Linked DNA regions of Homo sapiens: region 2 is linked to region 1. Evidence: chromatin loops called from intact Hi-C (ENCODE). Cell type or tissue: sigmoid colon. All regions are shown on one strand. Links, peaks and the distances in the headings refer to the core of each region. The heading gives the core; the rest is flanking DNA.

Region 1 (5,370 bases), core at 110-5,109:
GGCATCCTCATGGCTCACTTTGGCCTTTCTCTTTGCCTATAACCTTGTCTCCCCTTCTCCTCTTCCAAAACCCAGCTCTGAGCTCACCTCTTCCAGGAAGCCCTCCCTGTCACCATCCCAAGGCTGCTGTCTCTGTGGTCCCCGCCCTTCAGCGTGGGAGGATTCCCCTCCCACTGAGGACTGCTCTCTGTGGGTGGCTTTGTCATTTGGTCATAGGATGCCAGGGCCACCCTGGCTGCATACCCCACAGCCACCCAGCACAGGGCCGGGCATCTGAGACTGAGTCACTGACAGATAGTGGTTGGATGGGGGAATCCAACCTGAAGTCAGGCTGAAACAGAGAGGCTTCAGGATGACAAGGAGAGGTCGGAGGCCAGGCCTACAGGGGTGAGGGGAGAAGCTCAGCCTCGTTTCGCAGGCCCTGAGGGATGGAGGCAGCCAGAGGAAGCCAGGACCTAAAGATCCCCTCCCAGGCCAACCATGGCCGCACTCAGACTGTGAAGAAATGGGTCAAGGAAGGATTGACCAAATCTCAAGGGACCCACTGGCTCCTCTGGGATATCCATGTTGTCCCTGGGGTTGGGGCTTTCTGGAGTTCGAGGACTCTGGGACCCAAGGGTCAAGGTCCTACCTGCTCGATGTCTGGCTGCAGGGGGCTGTAGAGGGGCCGTGACTCCACGTGCTCCGGGACCAGGCCCTGCTGCTGAAGCACATGCAGAGCCAGACGCTCCTCCACTGGGCCCAGGTGTGGGTTTGGGATCCTGCCAGCCTCTGCCCCAGAGAGAAGACAAAAAAGTTGCAGGAGCTGGGGAAGCGAGAGATAATGGGGCTGCCCAGTGAACAGGCTGAGCAGGGCTGCCTAAGAGTCATAAGAAGCTCTAACCCCCGCAGCCTCACCCCCAGCACAGATGCACTTTTTCTGGTCCTCATGTCTCACTTTTGATAGGGGAAATCTTGCTGTCCACTAGCTCCAGGCTTAAAATCCAGATTCCCCATTGCCATCATTTCTACCAAGCCTGTTCTATAGTTTTTATTCCTATTTTCCACCATACAAATCCTCCTGTCTCCAAAGCCTACTTCTTCCAGGAAGCTCTCCCTGACTGCTCCCAACTCTAAGCCTCAGCAACCTTTACTCCTAGATTTGGCATCTTAGTGCTGTTAGTATTATGCTCTCGTTCACTTAAGTTGTTCTACTATTAGCAGTAGCTAAAATAATAGCAATAACAGCAAACACTTCCAGAGCAGGAACCACGTGCCACACACTGTTCTTCAAGCTATTAACATATTTAGTCTTCATGAGGATCCTAGAAGCTGAGTGCTGTTATTATCCCCATTTTATAGAAGAGAAATCTGAGGCACAGAGAAGCCACACAACTAGCAGCAGAGCAGCTGAGATCACATGCTCACTTAGGAAAGGTGCGTGACTAGGCATGAACCTAGGTGCCTGTCCCCAGGTGCGTCCCAGGTACAGCTCCTCCCTGCTAGGGAATGGGTCAAAAACTGGTGCTACAGGTGGGGAGAAGACATGGGGTATTCCTGACCCAGAGAAGCCTGGCCAACCATCCAACAACATGAACTTGGAGCCCACTATGTCAAAGGCCTTGGCTTTGGGAGCTGATGGTGGACACACACATCTGTACATGTACCCAGGTGTGCTCATGCACACCTATATGTACACACACATGTGTTCACCCATCAGACCTGCCCTGCCCATTTCAGTAGGGGCCTCAAAGGAAGAGGCATGCACCTCAGAAGGCACACAGGGCCAGGAACCTGGCTCTGCCCCTAGCTGGTTGGGTGACGTTGGGCAGGTCGTTCACCACTCTTGGTCTTACCAGCCTCATCTGTAAAAGCAGGCAGATGTTGGACCTCACCATCTCTAGCTTTCTGGCTTTTGTTTCCTATGACTTTATGACCATGAGCCATGGCCCTGTGCTAAAGTTGCTCACAGACTAGTAGAAGGAAATGAGACTCCCCCGAAAACAGATGCTCATTCTATGGGAAAAGGGAATGAAGGGGGGCAGGGCTGGGGGCGCCTTATGGCCGAGCCTGGCTCAGCCATGACCTGGGAGAGTCAGGAAAACAGAATGAGAAGGAGGAGGGGGTGGGGGATGGGGGCATCAAAGCCATCATTTCCCTTTTATAACCTTGGCACCAGCTCTGACATCAAACATCTCTGAAGCAACCAGGAGGCAAGGGGCCAGCTGGGCCTGTAAACACCTCTGGGGAGTCTGAGCTGCTCTGAGTGGGTGATGCAGGCCTGCGGGCATCTCAGACACACGGAGAGCATGTGGCGGGATTCTCAGCCAGGAGAGCTGGGCAGGACCCTGGGCAGGACTGGGGGCACTACAAGGCCTGCCTGCCTTGGGATCCTTTAGATGCATGGGCTGTCAGTGGGGAGCTTGGAAGATACCATCAGGGTCAAGCTGCCAGGCTGGTGCAATTCAAGTAGAAAACTGTTTCTGAGAAGTGGACTGTACCCCAAACTCCAACCAGAGTCAGACCAGCCAATGCCAGAAAGAGACTGAGCCTAACTCTGACCCTGACACTGGCTTCAGACTCACCTCTGATCTTGCCCTCGGATGGGCCCCAACCTGGCCTTGGACTGCACTCTGACCCTGGCTGTGCCCTGACCTCTAATTTTCACAGTGGCATCACAGGTCAGTACTGATCCTCAAAGTACCAAGTGCAAGTGGAGCCCATCTGTGCTGCCCTGGAGAGACCCACAGCCTGCTGCTGTGGGTTATGTCCGCTTGGGTCTTTTATGGTAGCAGAGGGTCTGATGAGAGAGGGAGGGATACAGCGAGAGCCCACCATGGTTTGGGGTCATGTGGCAGCTCACCTATCTCTTCAATGGAATATTCTTTATCCTGAAACATTACACGGTCTGTCCGGTACACAGGTGCCTTGACTCTATGCTGCTGGCAGAAGAGGTGGAGGAGCTGGGAGGGGCGGAGCTGGTCCCGCCACTGGTTCGGTCCAGAGCTGAGGAGCAAGCACAAGACATAGATGAGATGCTTCAAGGACACTCATGAGGGTAGAGGGGCATGCAGGGACTGGTGTACCCCCATGTACAGCATTGCCCACTCCTTGCTTTTACAGTGGGTGTCCCATCTGATTGCTCACCATGACTGGGCATCCCCATTTTACAGATGGAGAAATGGAGGCTCAGAGAGAAAAGGACTCATTTAAGTACGGAATTGCAACTTAAATGTTTTCAATTTCCAGAGTTAGATAATCAGACCCAGAGAAGACTTGAGATGGTGGGAAGAGGGGTGCAGTCCTCACATGCATTCCCCTGACATAAACCATCACAAAATTCCCCTTCGGGCCCAGTTGCAGCACACATGTCCTCTCATCTGTTTCCCCTGCTTCTTTCCTGCCTTCCTTCCCTCTCTCCCTTTCCAGGTACCTAGCCCTCTCTAGGCCTTCTATGTGCATTACAGATAACTGGATTATAACAATGTGATGAGCCAGGTTCTTGGTTCAAATCCTAATTCCACCACTTACAAGCAATAACATCTCTGGGCTTCAGTTTCTTCATCTGTGGAGTGGGGATAGGACTCCCATTGGACTCAATGAGAGAATGCCTAGGAAGTGCTAAGCCCAGGGCTGGCACACAGTAAGTGCTCAGTGGTGGTGTGTTGTCAGAGAAGACAGGGGTGGTGTGTTGTCAGAGAAGCAGGCAGCCAGCCCCCATCCACGTACACACAGTAGGTCTGTGGGAGTCCACAGCGAGCCCCAAACTTGGACAGCAGCCTGTTCTCCAGGTCGACGACCGTCTCACCGATCTTTTCGTCCTTGGAGAGGAGGTCATAGTCATAGAGAGTGATCTTTAGGTCCTTCTCCAGAGGCAGAGTGCAGGTCAGCTCGAACATCCTGCAGGAGGGGCAGATTCCCGATGTCAGCCAACACGGGGCACCCAAGGGACAGGCAGGGCAGGACAAGAGCTCGAAACTACCCCAGGGAGTCTTCTTTCCTTGGGCCCCCTACAGATCTTACAGGCCCAACCACCCACAGCACTGCTGTACTGGGCCTGAGTGTGTGTGTAGGGGGAAGGGGGACAGGACTTTCCCAAATAAACTGTGCTGGGCATAAGGCAAGTGCCTGCCTGATGGACCACAGACCGAAAGAATGAATTGGAAATGCACATTAAAACTGAAGCTTTGACCACGACACCAGGAGACAACAGATGCAAGAGATGTGAAACTCCAGAGCCAGGGGCCAGAGCTTTGGAATTTACCGACGACTGGTACCTCCAGTCCAGGGAGGACTCCCGGTAAATTGGGGGACTCCAATTTACCGACGACTGGTACTCCAGAGCAAGGGGCCAGAGCTTTGGAATTTACCGATGACTGGAAACTCCAGGCCTGGGACCTGCTTTCTGGACTCTTCACATCCACTTCTGGGATGGGATGGAGGGAGAATTTGTGAAAAGATTTCTCTGGCGAGAGCTCTTGCTGTATCTGAGAACTCCATCTACCATGTGCATCAAAGGGAGAGGTATTCTCCCTTCTCCCCCTAAAATGAGCTCCCTGCAGGTGAGAGACACAAGCCTGGCACCTGGTGCATGCTCAGGGAAACTTAAGCAACTTGTGGCATGGAGAAGGAGGGCAGGGGCCACATTTGGGAGGAGCTGCACTCTGGCCCATGCCTGGGCAAGGAACACAAGGACTTCCTGGGAGGAGAAGAAACCACTCTGAGGCCAGACTGGAACTGCTCTGAATCCTGCCCTGTGAGACCCCCAGAGGGTTGTAGCAGCGAGAGATTGTGGAGTTGACCATCTGAGAACCAGGGGCTGGGGACAGCAGCTAAAGGGACGCAGCATCTGCCATATCCCAGAAAGTGCAGTGGGAGGGCTCACGGGGGGCTCTCTGAGGAACCTCTGGAAAGCACCCACAGGAAAATAAGTCGGCTTTCAACATCCGTGGTCCAGAGAGTACCCGGATGACAGCGGTGGTGGGCACATGAGACGGGCCCTCTCCCCAGCCCAGACACTGCAGGAGTCAGAACCTCAGAGGTCAGCCAGAGCAGGAAGGGAGAAACACTGGACCAGGAAGGGAGGAAGGCAGGGCCCTTCCTTCCCTACACCACGCGCGTGCGCGCACACACACACACACACGTAAACATACACAAATATACACACACCACACACATATGCAGACACATGGACACAGACATACACACACAAATATGCACACACACACACATGCACATACGTGCACACATATACACACACAGGCACACAAATGTACTCACGTACACACACACACATACATGGACACAGACACACACACATACACACACATATACACAAATGCACATATACACACACCACACACAGACACACAGACACAAACACACATACAC
Region 2 (5,370 bases), core at 213-5,212, 78 kb before region 1:
GGCAGAAGAAGTGAACCCACATGCACTTCATATAGCAGCATGACTCCATTGGTAAGAGTGATGCCCTCATGACCTAAACAACTCCCATTAGGCCCCACCTCTTAATACTGTTACAATGGCAACTGAATTCCAACATGAGTTTTGAGGGGAATAAACATTCAAGCCCATTCAAGCAATGGGCAGTGGCAGCAGCTTAGGCTGAGACCTGGCTCAGGAGGGTCATGGTGGGGAGGTAATGTCCCTCTGGAACCTAAGGCTGAAGATTCCATGCCAAGGGCTACAGCCCAAGACATCAGCCTGAATAACCCCTCTAGGTTGAATCTAAGCCTCCCGGTCTCTCCCACCCTACAGAGGATGAGGCCTTCCACTCCCTGAGCTAAATATGGTGACACTTCAGCCCCAGCATTAATCGAGGTCCCAGGACTAGGGGGACATTCTTCCAGCTTCTGTCCCTCCTCTTCTCCCAGTCCACCTTCTCCCAGGTTCCCAGTGAACTTTCCCAGAGTTTATCTCCTCCAGGAAGTCCTCCCAAAGTGGATCCTCTTGATGCTGAAAACTTAAGTGGTGAAGACTCAAGAGTCAAGCACAGAGTTTGCCTCATATTTATCCAAACTTGTCTCTCTTCTGTTTATGGCCTTTAGCCGGGTGTGCTCTCCCTCCCTGATCAGTGAGCACCCTTAGCCCCACTGAGATGGATGAGCCTGTAGTAATTCCACTCTGGGTCCTTCTCAGCCCTTTCTGAGCCTGCGAGAAGTTGAAACAGGATCAGCGATGCACCTGGATGACCTGCTGACTTGAATAAGTCCCAAGAAGGTGATTCTAAGCCCTGGGATTCTGAGACCCAAACCTGTTATCACCAAGGCTGAGGTCTCTTTGTCCCTGCAATAGATTCTATGCCCCACATACTAGATGGGAGGCAGATAACTATCTGCAAAAATAAACAATAAACAGAACTGGAAAACAGTGAGGCTGGCAATACCTGGAGAGAGAGTTTGTAGGCAACACTGGCTGAATGAGAGGGAGCTTGAGCAGCCCAGGGCTCCTGAACATCAGGAGGAGGGGCAGTGGCAAGAGGAGACAGCTGAGGGAACTGCCGAGCATGAAAGGCTCACTAGTGAGCATGGACTGGGAGTCAGGAACCTGGGATTCTAGGGCTGCCTCTCACCAACACGGGGGACTGCAGGTCGAGCCCTTGCCTCCAAGGACCTCATCAGTACAGTGAAGATGTTGGTCCAAAGCACTCCTGTGACGCTTCTCAGGTCTGAGTGTCGCGATTTCATTCTGCTTCAATGCTCATGCTCTGTGATTGCAGTGCACATGGAAACACACCTGGGGGGATGCATTTCCAGCCTCGATATCTCAGAACCAGGACCCTGGAAACACAATAAATGTTCCTGACCTTCCTGCAGTGTCTGAAATGCCCAGCATAGATCAGGGTAGAAGAGTGAAGTTTCCCTAACAGCTGAGGTAGCAAAGATCAAACAGCTGACCCACGCACAGAGCTTCCATTAGTCCTCTGTGTGTAAGGCCAGTCATTAGTTAGGGCCAGAAGAAGGCAATGAAAATAGGGCACAGTTCAGAGCAGGGAAGCAGATGCAGCACACATTCCTGTCTGTGCCAAGAGCTGTCATGCAGGCAGGATTGATTCATCACTTCATTCATCTCTTCAGCCATTCATATCATTCACTCCTTGAGCTCTCCCCAGCTGTCATTTGCAGGCCAGGTTCTGTGCAGCCAGGAAGGATTAGATGAGTAAGATGGCCCCTGCCTGAAGGAGTGCATGGCCAGGGTGGGGACACAGATGAGTACGAGCAGTTAGGGGCCACCAAGGCTTCGGGAGGCTAAGGGAAGTGTCTGCATGGGCAGGGACTCTGAGGAAGGAGCATGCAGAAGGAGGCGCCAGCCCCTGGCCTTGAGCCGTGAACAAGAGAGAAGGAATAGCACCACCAGGCCTGCATTTGGGGTCTGAAGAGAGTGGACTTGAGCCAGAAGATCAGGGGAGGCCACCAAAGGGTTGGGAGTGCAATGTGCTCAGACCTATGCTATCGGGTGAAGGATGTCAGTGTCCTGAGCCAGGGCAGGGGTGGCAGGGGTGGGAGGGGTGGCAGGGGTGGGAGGGGTGGGGACCAAGGAAGAGAAGTTGGGGAGAGCAAAGGTCATTGCTGCAGGAAGTAGGGGTGATGTGGGGTATCAACCTAGACACACATTTTTCTGGCCTGAACAACTAGGGAGGTGGTGTTGACCACACACGAGTGGGTTTAGGGGGAGATGATGAGTTCAGCCTTCTCAGAACCACACACAGTTGTATTTTCTTCAAGCACAAAGGTTTTATCAACAGTCCACACGATTTATTGTTCCATCCATCTGCATCTATTATCCTTTAGATTCTGAGTCCTTTATAATCAGAGACAGAGAAGAGCACAGAGACAAGGGGAACAACCCAGAGGGAGAGACCAGCAGAGCCAACTTTTCTCTTCTCTTCTCTTTCCTTCTTCCCTTAGACCATGCCGCTCATGGCTGTGAGCTCATCCCATGGGCTTGCACGGTCCTGAGTCTACTCCCCCACCTCATTCTGACAGCGGTCCTGGAAGGTTTGTGAAATGGAGGCCTCAGGAGGAGTCGTAACTCGTCAGAGGTCACACTTCTCAGGCACTAAACGTTTCCTGATGTCAGTGGGGCCACCGAGACAGGCGGTTCTGCCTCCCCTGGTCGCCATCAAAAGTATCAGGGGCAGGGGATGGTGGAGTGGCCCCCAGGGCCTGGGAAACAGCAAGACTCCTCCTGGCCCATGGAACTGGGTGGCCAGGGGATGCCTCTGGTGGATGTAGCAGGGGTCTCCTCCCCACATGAAAGTTTGAGAATATGAAAAAAATGTCAGGTCTGAATTCCTGTGGAAGGGCCTCCTGACCTTCTCTACTGTGGTGTGGTTTGAGTTTCCTGGAAACCAAGCCCCCGACTAATGGTTCCACTCTCTTTTCTAATAAATACGTGGCCCTGGGCCCGGCTCCCTTCTCTGCTTTGTCATGAGGGACCCGTTATTTATGACTTGGAGATGAGTCACAGGCCTTGGCAAGGAGTTCACTGCTCTGGGCTCAGTGTATTTTTCCACTCAGTAGCAAGCGAAGGAGGGCGCTTGTAAATTCTCCTGTCGAAACGACTCCGTAGGTGTCTTCACAGGGATGCTCCTCCTAGCTTGGCCATAAATCTATTCCCTGTTGGACATTCCTGGTGGTCTTTCGTTGCTGCCCAGGAGAGTGGGTGGGGGCTCTTATGGACTCTGGACTCAGCTCCCATCCCAGCTCACAGGCCACACAAACAAAACTGCCATATCTTCTTTGGGGATTTTTCCAAGATACCTTGGGGCACAGTGAGTTGGGGAGATGGAGGGGTCAGGTCAGTGAGTCCTAGAGAAGAAAAAGGGTGGAACATGAGAAAAAAAGGCAACACGATATAGGGGCTTCTAGAACTCCCCATGACCCACAGAGCCCAGTCTGCATTCCCCAACTGGGCACTCCTGACTCTCTGTGTTAGGGCCAACCCTCACCTAGCCCAGGACTGTCCTGGACACCCTGTGTTTACTCCCTGCTTTGCTCCAGATCTTCTTCACACCTAAAATACCCTTCCCTCCCTCCCATCCACTCTCAGAGCCTCTACTCAAGGACTATGCTGTTATTCATCAGGCAGTGTTGTAGATAATTTCTTATTTCCTACTCATTTGTCTTATTTCCTCAAGTAGATTATGAGCTCCCGAGCAGGAAATCTCATGTCTCTTTTCATCAACTACATGATGACCACGGACTTTGGGGTGGGGGATTAGGGAAGAGGTGTCAAGAACTGTGAAGGAGCTCAGATTCTGTCCTTCTTGCAAGCCAGCAAGCTAGCTGCCACTGTTTCATGGATGCTGGCAGAAGACACAAGACTCCTGGGTCAGAGACAAAGGATAGTTCATTACTCACAAAAATAAGCAGTAACCAGAGAATCAACATTGGCACCAGTCCCGTGAATCCTAATTCCTACAGGGTAATGTAAAGAAGGCCAGGTGATGCCTGCACACACAGTGGGTTGCATTACAGGAGAGAAGGGATCTCTAGCTTAGGCATCCTGAATCTTTTATAATAGGCATAATAATGCCTAAATTTTGATCCAGAGGAAGGCCTTGTCTTTATTATATTGGATAGTAAACAAAGGTGTCCTTTGCTCCAGAGGGAGATACCTTTATCTTCTCAAACTATTAACTAAGCAAACAACCTTGAAAAGGTAGTCAGGAATAAAAGGAGCCTGTGCTTTTCCTGGCAAGATGTGCAGAAACATGACAGACCCATGGAAAACTGTCTCCCACAGGGCACTTCATTAATTTTTTTTATTCATCTCATAATGACCATCTCCAGCATTATCCAAAAACCTTGTCATAGCACACCAGCACAGTGATTCCTAACTCTGGATTGCACATCAGACTCTTGGTGAGGTTTAGGGCAAGGGTGGAGGATGTACCTTATTTGTAAAATCATATTGCAGCAAGCTCTCTTGGTCCCCTGTCCAAAGCCCCTCAATACTTCCTCCACAGACCAAAGACTGCCTGCTATACAAACCTGTGACTCTGCTTGTGCATGGGACAAGCCAGAACACTGGAGAATTAATGCTCCCAGAGGTAGCCCTCAGAAAAAGAAAGATGGGAAGATGGAAGATAAATATCCCAGCTTCCTTCCTCCTGGCTTGGAAAACTCTGTCTTCCATAGTTTCCCATAGATGGAGCCCCAGTTGCCCACATTGATAGCTACTTGATAATACTCCTTTTATCGGCTTCTTCTCTTCTTTGTCTCTCTTCTTCCCTCCCCCCGGTGCTTTGGGGGTTACTTTCCTGCTTGCATTTAAATCCTTGTCTCAGTGACTATTTCTAGGGATCCCACCTAAGATACTTAACTAGCATCATGATGCGCTATGTTTGAAAATGGATTTTACATTTCAGTCTTTAATCCATATTGAGTTGATTTTTGTATATGGTGTAAGGAAGAGGTACAGGTTCAATTTTCTGCATATGGCTAGCGAGTGTTTTCAGCACCATTTATTAAATAGGGAATCCTCTCCCCATTACTTGTTTTTGTCAGGTTTGTCGAAGATCAGATGGTTGTAGGTGTGAAGTCTTATTTCTGAGATCTCTATTCTGTTCCATTGGTCTATATGTCTGTTTTTGTACCAATAGCATGCTGTTTTGGTTACCGTACCTTTGTCGTATAGTTTGAAGTCAGGTAGTATGATGCCTCCATCTTTGTTCTTTCTGCTTAGGATTGTCTTGGCTACTCAGGCTCTTTTTTGCTTCCATATGAATTTTTAAATACTTTTTTTCTAATTCCGTGAAGAATGTCAATGGTC

The links. A loop is a pair of places that touch in the nucleus more often than their neighbours do. Peaks named below come from ENCODE experiments on the same cell type or tissue, not always from the same donor. Only the 100,000 strongest peaks of a DNase experiment are listed, where the experiment ranks them.
Region 2: it touches region 1 in a loop (1.9-fold over the local background); 2 of 110 quality-filtered maps call a loop at or near these places.

The regions. Positions count from the first base shown.
Region 1 is chr2:71,662,777-71,668,146 of GRCh38, reverse strand. It overlaps DYSF (dysferlin), which reads right to left. Exons shown (of 56, transcript NM_001130987.2): 46 at 3,709-3,879; 47 at 2,843-2,985; 48 at 632-771. Among named protein-coding and RNA genes, the nearest start is that of DYSF, 200 kb to the right of the region's middle. In sigmoid colon, for the core only: no CTCF peak of the experiment used is centred there; DNase peaks (open chromatin) are centred at 1,836 and 2,206.
Region 2 is chr2:71,740,738-71,746,107 of GRCh38, reverse strand. LOC124907827 (a long non-coding RNA gene) reads right to left here. Exons shown (of 2, transcript XR_007086966.1): 2 at 2,327-3,404. Among named protein-coding and RNA genes, the nearest start is that of DYSF, 280 kb to the right of the region's middle. In sigmoid colon, for the core only: no CTCF peak of the experiment used is centred there; DNase peaks (open chromatin) are centred at 2,677 and 3,067.